Regions from separate parts of the Homo sapiens genome. Here region 1 is linked to region 2. A link is a contact called in ENCODE Hi-C or POLR2A ChIA-PET data. All regions are on one chromosome and are shown on one strand. Each heading gives the region's core, a stretch centred on a gene start or an enhancer-like site at or near the end of the contact. The rest is flanking DNA. Distances are from core to core; before and after follow the strand shown. Region 1 overlaps LRMDA (leucine rich melanocyte differentiation associated). Region 2 overlaps LRMDA (leucine rich melanocyte differentiation associated).

Evidence for each region. Hi-C counts contacts between places; a loop is a spot of excess contacts on that map. ChIA-PET counts read pairs that join two places held with the same protein, here RNA polymerase II (POLR2A). Pooled maps may share reads with other maps.
Region 1: a loop to region 2 is called in a map of HepG2, with 8 times the contacts of the local background. The contact joins two enhancer-like sites. A Hi-C loop is called at or near these places in 3 of 168 maps with a recorded cell type or tissue (Caco-2, HepG2 and Right ventricle myocardium inferior) and 3 of 50 pooled maps. POLR2A ChIA-PET finds 5 or more read pairs at or near these places in 4 of 52 experiments (AG04450, HEK293T, HepG2 and 1 more).

What each region holds. Positions count from the first base shown.
Region 1 is chr10:76,148,510-76,155,414 of GRCh38, reverse strand. The region is part of intron 5 of LRMDA (leucine rich melanocyte differentiation associated); the gene reads right to left. Among named protein-coding and RNA genes, the nearest start is that of MIR606, 600 kb to the right of the region's middle. RefSeq lists an enhancer at 4,965-5,873. Within about 2 kb of position 5,219, at least 7 of the 41 ENCODE cell types and tissues checked have a DNase peak (open chromatin) inside an H3K27ac peak, as active enhancers do.
Region 2 is chr10:76,102,169-76,108,953 of GRCh38, reverse strand. The region is part of intron 5 of LRMDA (leucine rich melanocyte differentiation associated); the gene reads right to left. Among named protein-coding and RNA genes, the nearest start is that of MIR606, 550 kb to the right of the region's middle. RefSeq lists an enhancer at 5,244-5,943. Within about 2 kb of position 5,525, at least 3 of the 41 ENCODE cell types and tissues checked have a DNase peak (open chromatin) inside an H3K27ac peak, as active enhancers do.

The DNA of each region.
Region 1 (6,905 bases), core at 3,970-6,469, 47 kb before region 2:
TCCTCTTAGGTTGTAGAAGCAACTCCTCTGATGACCTTTAGGGAGAAGAGTGACAGAGATTTCAGGTATGTTCATTTCATCCCAGGTTTCAGGTTACTGCCAGCAAATGAAGGGTGCCCCATAGCAACACATCCTTGAAATAAAAGTTCATGGATGTCTGGAATACTAGATCTGTGTTCTTTTCCATTAAGATCATTAAAGGCTTGGATCTGGTGATCTTAAGGGTAATATATTTCTACACTGTTTTATTTTGATTTAGCTTTTCTCATTTATTTAACAAAATATTGTTATTCAGCAGAGACTGCTGGTTGTTCTCCAAAATCTATTGTCTCATTCTTCTCTAGGAAATACACTGCTAGGTTTTTTTTGATGGGAACATGCAAAGAGGTGTGGTCATGTAACTTAAGTTCTGGCAAAAGGGAATGAGAGCCGAAATGACTTATACAACATCCAGGCAATGTCCTTAAGAAGAATGAGCATGCTTTCTCCTTCTTTTTGCATTTTTGCTTAATGTGATACAACAATGGGGAGATGAGTCTTCTTTGCCACAGGGACTATAAACATGGTACATGAATGAGCTAGAATGAGCTGACTCCCTGCCACAATGGAGCCACTGCACAAGTCCCGCCTTGCTAATGTCCGGACCATGCCATGAGAGAGGTATGAAGTTCTATACTATTTGATGCTGAATGTTAATCCCAAATAATCCAATATATCAGAAGCTTTCAAGTGCCAGGAACTGTAATGCAGATAAAAGCCTTGATCATAAAGGCAGACCCCTAAGCCTTCGGAAAGGGCAATATTGGTACCACAGACTGCATTCCTAGGAAATTCTCCAAACCATCAACATGATACTGATTCCATATGGCATGTGAGACTTTGGGACATTAGTTGATCATTCAACCTTATTCCCTACATGTCTCATGAAAGAGGACTACCTCCTTCACTGCAAGTCATCTTTTATATTGTATTTTTCAAAAAGACATAGAGGTTGCCTATGATATTGTTTGGTCTAGATGCTCTAATTGTCATTCTGAATATTGTATTTTTTATCTCATTTTCTCACTCCTTATGGGGATATATTCTTCTGACACGTAATCTGACAACAAAACAGAATACCTGGGGCCAGGACTGTCAAACACATGTGTCTACCTTAGCAAAGCTTGTGACTTTGTTCTCTGATACATAAGTATTAAACAGGATGTATCCATCAGAAGGAGTCAGAACTAAGCATTAAGCTGAACAAGAGAAAAATGGCCAAATCCAATGATCAAGAAAGAAAAGGGGTTCTATCCACAGAGCAATTTAATGTAAAAAGGGTCAAGTACGACAGATCTGACAGAGAAAGAGGGACCAATACAAGAATGGCAAATGTGTCATATCTATATTGCCTATCTCTTTTCATGCAGGTTTCAGATATCATTAATCAATCGCTGTGATATCAGAGCAACCTAAGACTTCTAAACACAACAGTCCATATGGCCACTGCCAACATTTGAAGCAGGCACAAAAGTTAAGATCTATGAGCTAGCCAAGTCTCAGGAATAGTCACTCTGCTGAACAGGACTAGCAATAGGTACCTTCTCTTTATCTTGTTTCGTGACTGTTCTAGGTACAGGAAGCACTAAATTTCTATTGCCAAGGTTATATCCCAGGACTGCACCCCTAATGAAGGGAATGACATTGGTTCTCACATTCCAGTGAAGAGGCTAGTATGTGATTTAAACTCTTAGATTATCATAATTATATAGAATACTTTTATCTGATAAATATTACATTTAAAAAATCTAACAGCATACATTCCTTTTAAAATCAAGAACCTGACAAGAATGCCCACTCTCCAGTCTCTTCAACATATAATACTGGGAGAACTGGATATCCACATGCAAAAGACTACATTTGGACCCACCCTACCTCACACCATATACAAAATCCAAACTTAATAAAAGACCTAAATGAATAAGCCAAAGATACAAAATTCTTAGAGGAGCACACAGGTGTGTATCTTCATGACCTTGGATTAGTCAATAGTTTCTTAGATGTAACACCAAAAGTACAAGCCATCAAAGAAAACAATAAATACATTGAATTTCATCAAAATTAAAAATTTTGTTTATCAGAAATACTACCAAGAAACCAAAAATACAACCTATAGAATGGGTGAAAATATTTAGAAACCATTTATCTGATAAAGGTTTAGTATCCAGAATATATAAAGAACTCTTGTAACTCAACAATATAAAGACAAATAACTCAATTTAAAAATAGCCAAAAAAGGCCAGGCGTGGTGGCTCATGCCTGTAATCCCAGCACTTTGGGAGGCCGAGGTGGGCAGATCACGAGGTCAGGAGTTCGAGACCAGCATGACCAACATGGTGAAACCCCGTCTCTACTAAAAATACAAAAATTAGCTGGACGTGGTGGCGGATGCCTATAATCCCAGCTACTTGGGAGGCTGAGGCAGAAGAATTGCTTGAATCCAGGAGGTGGAGGTTGCAGTGAGCCGAGATCACGCCACTGCACACCAGCCTGGACTACAGAGTGATACTCTGTCTCAAAAAAAAAAGCCAAAAAATGTGAATAGACAGTTTTTTAAAGAAGATATACAAATAATCAAAGAGCACATGAAAAGATGCTCAACTTCATTAGTCTTTAGAGTAGTACAAATGAAAGCCAAAAGAGATACTGTTTCACACCCACAGGATCACTGTAAGAAAAAATAACAAGTAGTGGTGAAGATGTAGAGAAATTGAAACTCTCATGTATTGCTAGTGGAAATGTGTAAAATGGCACTACCTATGGAAAACAGCTGGGTGGTTCCCCAAAAAATTAAACATAGAGTTACCATATGACCCAGAAATTCCACTCCTAAGTATATAATCAAGATACTGAAAAACATATTCACACAAAAACGTATACAAAAAATATTAATAGCAGCATTATTCATTATTCATCATAGCCAAAATGTAGAAATAACCAAAATGTCCATCAACTGATTAATGGATAGATAAAATATGGTATATCTATACAATGGAATATTATTTACCCATAAAAAGGAAAGGAAGTTCTGATTTATGATACAATAAGAATCATCCTTGAAAACACTATGCCAAATGAAAGAAGCCAGACATGAAAGGCTACATGTTGTATGACTACATTTGTATAAAATGCCAAGAATAGGCAAATCTATAGAGACAGAAAGTTGATTAAGGTTATCAGGGGCTGAAGGAAGAGGCAGATTGGGAGTAAGTATAAATGGTTAAGGGGTGTCTCTTTGGAATGACGGAAATGTTTTTGATTGAATAGTGGTGACAGTTGCACAACCTTGTGGATATGCTAAAAACCAATGAATTGGATACTTAAAAACGAAGAATTTTATGTTCTAAGAAATTTTATTATGTGGTTCTAAGAAATTTTATTATGTGGGTAAACTAGTAATGTGGGCTTTCTTTATTTTTAAGAAAACTTTTGGGATATAATTCCATTACTACTTTATCCTACATTACACTGGAGGTCCTATATAGTGTAATAAGATAAGAAAAAGCAATAAAAACTATAAGGATTGGAAAGGAAGAAACAAATCTTTTGCTTGTAGATAATATGACTGTCTACTTAAGAAATGCAAACTAGTAAATAAACAAAAGTTAAGTTAGGATGTTGTGTATAATATGAAAACAAAAAATTGCTTTTTCATGTATCAGCAGGAAAAAATGCAATTCAAAAATAAAATTTACAACAACAACAAAAAATACTTTTCTCTTGTTAACCTATCTTTTGGCAATCTAATTTACAGGGCCCTGGCCAATGAGCCTAGAATGGGTAGAGGGAAATATATTTTTTTCCTCCCCCACACATAAAATAAATATCTGTTTGGCCCCTGATATGTGCCAGGCGACGATCAAGAGCTAAGTGCAAAGGATACAAGAGGTTTACATTCTAGTATCAAACAGACAAGAAATACAAACAAATACGATTATTTCAAATAGCGACAGATGCCTTGGAGGGGAAAAAAAAACTGGGTAATGGAATAGAGGTAACTGAGGGATGGCTGTGGGCTTAGGCAACTGCTTTAGAAAACGTGGTCGGGGAGACCTCTTTCAGAAGAACAGTAGCAAGCCGCATAACTGTTTAATAAGCTGATATAGCTGTACCTAAAATAGTTGGCTCCACAAAATGTCCAACAGCAAAGGAAAATCAGGATCCTACTGGAGGGTGTAAAAGTCACCAAAAGCTGACAACGAAGATCTTCACAGGAAATGTACACAGGAAATGTAAACATATAGGTTGGAGGAGCCCCCTTGAGCCCTACGTCTGAAGCTGCCACCCCTGCCTGTGCCTGCTCAGGTCTGGATGACCCAGCTGGGTGTTCAGAGGTGCATACAGGGCGCTTGGATTCTGCTGCCCGGCTGGGTCTTAATGGAGAGCCTCTATTAATTATCTGAGCACTGGCATCACTCCCCTGGACTCAAAGCTAAATAAAGCCACCCCAGTTGCTTGGCCGCAAGCTCTCGAAGGTTTAAACAAAACTGCGTCTCAGTGGATGCAGCATTTGGCGCTTATCTAAAAGTTTTAACGTCTTTTCGCAGTTAATAATTAGCTCTGCCTTGGTCCTCACAAAGGGTGCCACCAAAACAAAAGCAGACGTTAAGTGTGTTCGCTATCCTTGCCACCGGTATAAATAGGCAAAGGGATGATTAATGAATGGGGGGGATTTAAACACAACAGTGAACAAAGACAAAGGCCCAAGGCTCGATCGACTGCCCACAAACTGAGACAGGCTGTATCCAGAGAGAAGCTGCAGAAAGCCACACACACAAACATCCGCTTAATGGACAGGTTGTGAAGACTTCATTTAACCTTGCGTTATGACAGCCGTAGTGTTTTATTAACATTCTGACATGTTAAGGGGCCAGGGTCAGCGGAGGCAAAACCATGCATTGCTGAGGGAGTTTCCTGGCAGGGGAGGGGAAGGCACATTTTTGTGTGGGTGACCGAAAGAAAACAGAGCAGGTCCAAGCACATTCCACAACACCCTTCAGGCCCCCTTTGTGAGGTGGGGCTAGAGCCACATTTTAAAAGAGTTGTTTGGATGTCAAACAAAGCAGATGAGGCACCCACACGCATGCCCAGCCTTTGACAAGGCCTGTCCACGCCTCAGAGTGGCCACATTAGAACCTGGGCTAGGCTTTAGCACTGACTCATAAAGAAGGCTGCTCAGAGGCATCTGCCACAGAAGTGTGTAGCGCGGAGGGGCTTTTGGCAGCCATTTGCAGACACAGGAGGGTTTGCCGCTGGTTGGCAGCCTTTAGTTAGTTCTAAGAGGAAACTTCCCCCCAAGGAGACAGCAGTAGCCCAGTGTGTTTGACCAGCTGGATTTTGAGCTTCTGGCTAGAGATGAGCCTGTGGGAAGCAGCAAATGGCCAAACCCTAGGGAGCCCTGGTTGGTCCACCTCTCTCTTTATAACCTTTCTTCTCCCTCCCAGGGCTTCCCCTCATCAACCAGGTGCCCATTCCCACAGGCTCTGTTTCCAACCAGGTGTCTGATGGGGAAGGATCTGATCAATTAATCCCTGTGGAAGATTTAGGTGATAATGAGCTTAAAGGCTCTCCCCACCCCCTCCAGGGACATTTGCATTTTAATGGAAGACTCCAACAGACCCAAAGGCATTCAAGAACTATAGCAGTGAAACAGTAATTGTGGAGTTTTAGGCTCTAAGGGAGGCCAGAACAGAGATATTTATGGGCTTGAGGAGCTTCCTGGTCTCCCCACAGTCACACTACGGAGACCCCTGCCAAAATTTGTAGGCTTTTATTTCATCTTTTCTCTGCCTACATTACTTAGGTATTGGAAATATCACCTGAGAAAATGGAGGCCAAATGCTTTAAAGAAACACCCAAAAGAATGTGATGATTATGATTTACTAAATGACAAAAATGTAGACCAGAGCATACTCTCTGTGATCAACACCCTTAAATAACAGATGAGGAAATGGAAACACTGAAAAATGAGGTTTTCATGTGAGTCACTCAGCCAATCACTTACAGAGCTAGGACCAGGCACTGACTCTCCTGATTCAAGACCAAGGCTTTTTCTACTGCACTGTAAGAATGACTTCTCTTCCGTCCTCACAGCACATCCTAATCACTCCTTGACTGCTGCATTACAGATGATCATATTATTTAATTTGTGTTTTATAGCTTTACAGTAATCTACTGCTTTGTTAGTGCAAAGGAGATACAGAATTCCAGTTCTGGAAAAATCACCTAAGGGAAGATGAACATTCAAACCAAAATTCTAGGGGATACCACTTTACACCCACTTAATTGTCCTCAAAAATAATAAATTGGACAATAAGAAGTGCTGGAGAAAATGTATATACACAGAAACTCTACTATTTTGCTGGTGGGAATGTTAAACTAGAACAACTGTTTGGAAAACAGATTGGTATTTTCTAGTAAAGTTAAAAGTATGCATAACTAAAGACTCAGCGACTCTATTCCAAGAGAAACTCTAGGTCATGTGCACCAGGAGATGCTTGTAGGCCTGTTCAAAATAAGCAACAGTAAAGATAATAACGGAGGAGCCAAGATGGCCGAAAAGGAACACCTCCGATCTACAGCTCCGAGCGTGAGCAACACAGAAGATGGGTGATTTCTGCATTTCCAACTGAGGTACCGGGTTCATCTCACTGGGGAGTGCCAGAGAGTAGGTGCAGGACAGTGGGTGCAGCGCACTGTGCACGAGCAGTAGCAGGGGAAGGCATCGCCTCACCCAGGAAGTGCAAGGGGTCAGGGAATTCCCTTTCCTAGTCAAAGAAAGGGGTGACAGATGGCACCTAGAAAATCGGGTCACTCCCACCCTAATACTGTGCTTTTCCAATGGGCTTAAAAAATGGCACACCAGG
Region 2 (6,785 bases), core at 4,276-6,775:
ATCTACAATGAGTTCAGCTGTATTTGGCCTTGTGGGAAATGGAAAACAGAAAAAGTATCTTTGCATAAGTCACAGTGCACTTGAAGAAATAAGACAAATATACTCAATGTAGGAACAATCACTCAGCAAAAGTATTTCCAAAATTTAGCAGCAAGAGGCTGGTCAGGAAAGTCTTCTTGGAGGAGGCAGAACCTGAACTATGTGGTATGTTAATAGGATTTGGATAGGTGCTGAGCAGAGGGCAGGGCACTGAGCTCTATTTCCTATGCCACACTTAACATATTTTTGGAAGAATAAAAATATTTCATTGAATAAAAACAGAAAACACAGAAAAATAGGAAACAAAAATCATCTGTAATTGCAATAACCAGAGAAAAACATGATTAACATCTGGGTGATTTTCCTTCCATTCTTTTCTTTAATGATGTGTGTAGGGGTGTTTATCTTTGCACGTATATACACACATACCCTTGCACACCCAAATGGAATGTGAATCTGCCTGCCCTCATTGATTATGTCCCAGGTAGCTTTCTGGCTTTCTAATTGGAAGACTGATGGTTATTTTACCTTTCCACACATGCGTAATGTACATATGAAGTCCCTCCACAATCCCAGCTCCATTCACAACTACATCTAGTCAGGTCATGGAGGCACCTACAGCAGAGTTGGGCCGAGGGTAGCTGCCCCAGTGACTCTATGATGACAGATTTGTTCGCCGATCAATTGGATCAGAGACCCAATTACCAAAGACCACTTCCCTAGGTTAAGCAGTCCCTCTTTATTCCCAGGCTCTAGTAATCAGACATTTAAAGGCTAGTATTTCCCCAAGCTTGAAATAAGTGAGATAAATCTTCCATATTTCCATTTGGTATAAATTTCTTACTTCCCTAATTTCTGTTAGACTCCACAGTAATTCTGCCTTCTACTGTGGGTGACAAGGCTGCTCTTGAGATAAAGACTAAGTGATTCTGACTCAGTCTGTCTAGAAAACTCTTTGCCCCTAAGGGAAGAAATATCCCAGGACATGGTACCAGCAGGAACCAGAATTCAACACAAATGGTCTTGAATGCTGGTTGAAAACTTAGATGATGGGTTGATGGGTGCAGCAAACCACCATGGCACGTTTACACCTATGTAACAAACATGCACATTCTGCACATGTATCCCAGAACTTAAAGTTTCACAAAAAAGTAAAATAAAATAAAAAGAAAGGTCTATTTAAAGGACAGGGTCAGAGGAGCCACACAGGTATGTTGAGGCATCCAGAGACCAGCAAAAGGGGGAAGCTGTGAGGGCTAAAGGACCAAGGGGGAGGAAACAGTGTTAACAGAGACAGCGGAAACAGAGCCATGGAGGAAGAAGGTTCATTGCTCTCTTCTCCTGGGAGACAGAGGTAACTAGCACAGATGGGCTGCACAGAATCAAGAGCTGTTTTCACTGCATTCCAGAAACAGGGTGAGACAGGGCCTGGCCCAACCTCAAAAGGCCCAGACTGCCTTAAGTAGGAGGACTGAGGCCAAGACTAAGTAGGAGAGAACACAAGAACATCGTCTCTCTGCATCTAAGCCGCTGGTTCTGAAATGTGGTCCCTAGGTCAGCAGCCTCAGCATCACCTGGGAACTTGTGAGAAATGCAAATTCTCAGGCCCTACCCCAGACTTACTAAATCCCAAACTTTAGGGGTGAGGCCCAGAAATTTGTTTTACCAAGCCCTGCAAGCTGCAGTTTTAGAACCACTGCTCCAGGCTAATAGATTTCCCTTGAAAAGAGATCTAATGAGCAACACCTGGAAGAAGTGATCCAGCCCCAGCCAGAGCAACTGATCAGCCATGTGCAGGCCTCTACCTCCCCCACCCCTTCTAGAGAAGGCCTGGAATCTAGGAAGCAGGGAGGCTTTTGTGAAAGATCAATGCCTGAAATAAGCTCTGTGAAGCTCTCGTTGCGTCTGGGCAGAAATAGCTGCTCTGGGACTCCAGGGGGAATATTTTAGAATGATGGAGGCGCTGTTACCAGCAGCCCCTGCCTCTGAGGACTCTCTCCTCAGTCTGGCAAAAGAATGGACATGATCAGGACTCTGCTATTGCTAGCACCACTGGGAGATGATGTATTTCTGCTAATGGCACCTTCTGTCGCTACAGAGAAGCTGCTCCAGCTTCCTCTTGTCCCGCAGAGAATCTGGCAGCCTCCAGAAGATGTAATAGAGACCTGAGGACATTTGGAAGACGCACTACACAGGAAGGGTGTTTTCAATTTGATTTACCTTCCGTCTCCTACAAGGAGCAGATAGTTAGTACCACACTGCATCACAAGCCCAGCACGCACCAGGACTGGGCCTGGGGGAGAAAAAATAACCCCTGTCAGGTATACAAAGGGTGATCACATAGATGCTTGTGACGGACTCCTCCAAAGACACAATCACTGAGAATTAGCTTAAATACAGCAGGAGGGACTCAGGATAAAAATGGGGAAATGATACAGGGATATTTCATGGCTAAAGACCAACAGGGGTTCCCATCCACTGCCTGAAGAACCAATAATTTGTGAGTTCATTCTCCATACGCTATTGATAGGTTTACAGTGAAAGCAATTATTTGGGGGTTAGGTTAGACTTTAAGCTGTTAAGCATAGTGGGTGAAAATTTTCAGGAAGTTTAAGTTTCTACTGCAAAAATGGACCATACCATACCCCAAACTGGAACACTGCTTAAATGTCAGACGTACTCACATTTACTAACAGGCATTGGTAGCTATTAAAAGCAGAAGAATTATTTCAAATGGAGGTCATATCAGTGTTAACAAGGCTTGCGTGGACTCATTCGGCACATGCTTATTGGGCACTATACTAATAGTTTCCTGGGGCTGCTATAACAAATGACCACAAACTTGATGGCTTAAAACAGCACAAACTTGGCTGGACCTGGTGGCTCATGCCTATAATCCCAGCACTTTGGGAGGCTGAGGTGGGTGGATTACCTGAGGTCAGGAGTTTGAGACCAGCCTGGCCAACATGGCAGAACCCTGTCTCTACTAAAAATACAAAAATTAGCCGGGCATGGTGGCATGCGCCTGTAGTCCCAGCTACTCAGGAGGCTGAGACAGGAGAATTGCTTGAACTGGGGAGGCAGAGGTTGCAGTGAGCCAAGATCATGCCGCTGCACTCCAGCCTGGGCAACAGAGCAAGACTATCTCAAAAAAACAAAACAAAACAGCACAAATTTATTCCTTCCCAGTTCCGGAGGCCAGGTTTCTGAAATCAAGAAGTCTGCAGGGCCACACTCCCTCCAAAGGCTCTAGGGGAGAATCCATCCTTGCCGCTTCCAGTTGCTGGTGGCTTCAGGCATGTCTTGGCTTGGGGCTACATAACTCCAGTCTCTGCCTGTCTTCTCCTGGCCTTCTCCCCTGTGTCTCTGTGTCTGTTTCCCTGTCTCTTCTATTAAAAGAACTTTTCCTAGAATCGAGGGCTTACACTAATATAGGAAGATTTCATTTTGGACTTCTTAACTTAATTACATGTGTAAAGACTCTTCCCCCCCACCCCCCAAATAAGCCCACATTCACAGGTTCCAGGGGACCATATCTTCTGGGGTGGAAGGCACTCTTCAACCTATCACAGGCACTTATTGTGAAGATGGCATTGCTCTGGGAGTCTGGAATATACCCATGGAAAAAAACGGTAACGAAATCCTGCCTTTTGGAGTTTAAATTCTAGCAGGTAGAGACAGATGATAAATATTAAGCATAATATTTATGTCAATAAATATATAAGTCAAATGCAGTTTCTTAAAACGTGGTAAGTGTTCTGGAAAAAAGAAACACAGACCAAGATGAAGGAGGCCCTTGGCTGCCAAGGTGATATTGGTGGAGGGCAGTTTCCATTATTAAATACAGTGGTTTGGGTGAGGCTCATAGAAAAGGTAAGATTTCAGCAAAACCTAGAAAAGGTAATTAGCCAAGTGGATATCTGAGAGAAGACACTTGCAGGCAGAGAGAATGGCTAGAGCAAAGGCCTGGAGCAGGAGCTTGCTTTGTACATTCTAGAAACAGCAATGGAGCCAGTATGGTTGGGACAGATTGAGAAAGGGGAGTGCAGGAGAAAGGCAGCAGGGACATGAGACAGGGCAAGGCCTCCCAGTGAGATGGCAGCCAGAGGGGGGTTCCATATGGGGGGTGAGCCACAAACACGGCCCTTCGTCTTCTCATCCATCCACTCATCTATTCAAAAATTCAGCCCATTGTCATGACCCTGGCAAGAAAGAGAAGGCATATTCACCTGGGATTTTAAAAGAACAAATTCTTTACAGGGGTGTGGGCAAGATCAAAGGAACCCCGGGGACACTGAAGCACCAGAGCTACCCAGAGCAGATAGCCGTGGCCAAGACACACGGTGAGACCCAGAGCTGCAGGGAGACCCAGAGCTGCAGGGAGACCTAGAGCTGCAGGGAGACCCAGAGCTGCAGGGAGGGCAGCCTGGCATGAAAGGCTATAGTCCTGGATGGACACAGCCAGAACCACAAAGTTGCAGGTGGCAATGGGAGGGGAAGTAGCCCTACCTCTCCCTCATTGTCCAAACCCAACCAGAAGCCAGAGGGCAATGGAGCCTGGTGGTTGAAGGCATTATCACCCCAGGACACAGAGCAAGGGAAAGAAGAGTAAAACATAGGTCTGGGATGACAAATAGGGAGTAGGCCACACACCCAAGCATAGTGCCGTCCCTGGAGAGTCTGCAGAGGGTAGAAGAGCCATGGTCCTTCCCTGCTTGGGCCTTGCATTCTAGTGGTAGACAGACATTCAACAAACACACACAAACAAACACAACACACACAAACACACACAAAAGCTGGCAGATCCTGGAAGAAATTCCATCCATACTTGGAAGAAGGGAATGGTGTGGAATTTTTTTTTTTTTTTTAGATAGAGTCTCATTCTGTCACCCAGGCTGGAGTGCAGTGGCATGATCTCCATTCACTGCAACCTCCACCTCCCAGGTTCAAGCAATTCTCTGCCTCAGCCTCCCAAGTAGCTGGGATTCCAGGCGCCCACCACCACACCTGGCTAACTTTTGTATTTTTAGTAGAGGCAGGGTTTCATCATCTTGGCCAGGCTGGTCTTGAACTCCTGACCTCGTGATCCACCCGCCTCAGCCTCCCAAAGTGCTGGGATTACAGGCGTGAGCCACTATGTCTGGCCGGAATTTTTAACCTAAGGGCAGATACCAGTCTGCATCTTGCTGAGGCAGCCCAAACTCTGATAGAAAACACACAGTCATCCTGGCTTGAATAATTAAATAATCATGAGAGAGATATAAACTATCCATTACAATCTGGGAAAAAGGCTTGAATTTATGAATACATTACCTACCACAACTAAAAGGGGTGAAAATGTGTTCATCAACCTCAGGAAGTGTATGAGTAAGTCAGGCTCCATCATGCTGCCCTTGTTCAAAACCTGAGCACAGAACCCCCTGCTGGAAATGCCTTGGCAGCTCTGTGTGCTGCATCTACTGTGAGAGAACAGAGGCCCCCGGGATCAGAAGAGCAGTCAAGGGCAGTGAGTCATCCACTCTGCATGATGAGGAAACTCTCCCACTGGCAACTGGAAGCACTTCTTGTCATGCAAAACTCATGACTTTTCAAGAGGGCTCTTATTGTTAAAAACAACCTCTTTATCCTCAACTGCATTTTGCCATGTTGTATCTTCCATCCAAGAAGGTTATGAAATTGCTAGGAAAGTCTTAAAGGAGACCCAAAAAAATCATCCTCTTTAGAGAAGCTACAAAGGTTCCTACATGAAACTAGTAGAAAGATGACTTCCTTGCCTGTCTTACTTCAATAATGAAAAGTTAGGGCCCTCTGGGAAGACAAACTCAAAGAGCAATATGACAAAAATTATAGTCAAAGGAGATAGTAGGTTCCTTAAAACATTAAACGTAGAATTACCACATGACCCGGCAATTCCACTCCCAGGTATATACCCTAAAGAATGGAAAACAGGTACTCAAGCAGGACATGTTCAGGCCAGTGGCTCACATCTAATCCCAGCAATCTGGGAGGCCAAGGCGGGAGGACTGCTTGAACCCAAGAGTTAAAGGCCAGCCTGGGCAACAGAGGACCCTATCTCTACAAAAAATTTTTAAAAAATAGATAGGCATGGTGGTGCACACCTATAGTCCCAGCTACACAGGAGGCTGAGGTGGGAGAATAGCTTGAGCCCAGGTGTTTGAGGCTGCAGTGAACCATGATTGCGCCACTGCAGTACAGCTTGGGTGACAGAGTGAGACCCTGTCTCAAAACAAACAAACAAAAAAACAAAAGACATGGAACTGACCTAAATGGAAAAAGCAAATATGGTACATTTATACCATAGCATACTATGCAGCCATTAAAACAAATGAGATTATGTCCTTTGCAGCAACATGGATGGAGCTGGAGGCCATTATGCTAAGCAAACTAATGCACGAACAGAAAGCCAAATACTGCAGGTTCTCACTTATAAATGCGAGCTAAACAATGAGAATTCGCAAACACTAAGAGGGGAACAACAATGGGGCCTACTTAATGGTAGAGGGTGGGAAGAGGAAGAGGATCAGAAAAAATACCCATAGGGTATTGTGCTTATTACCTGGGTAACAATCTGTACACCAAACCCCACAACAACGCGGTTTACCTATGTAAAAAACCTGCACATCTAAAATAAAAGTTAAAAAAACAGATGCAATAAAAATATGTTCATAGTGGCACTATTCACAATAGTGAAAAGATGGAAACACCCAAACGTCCATCAAAGGATG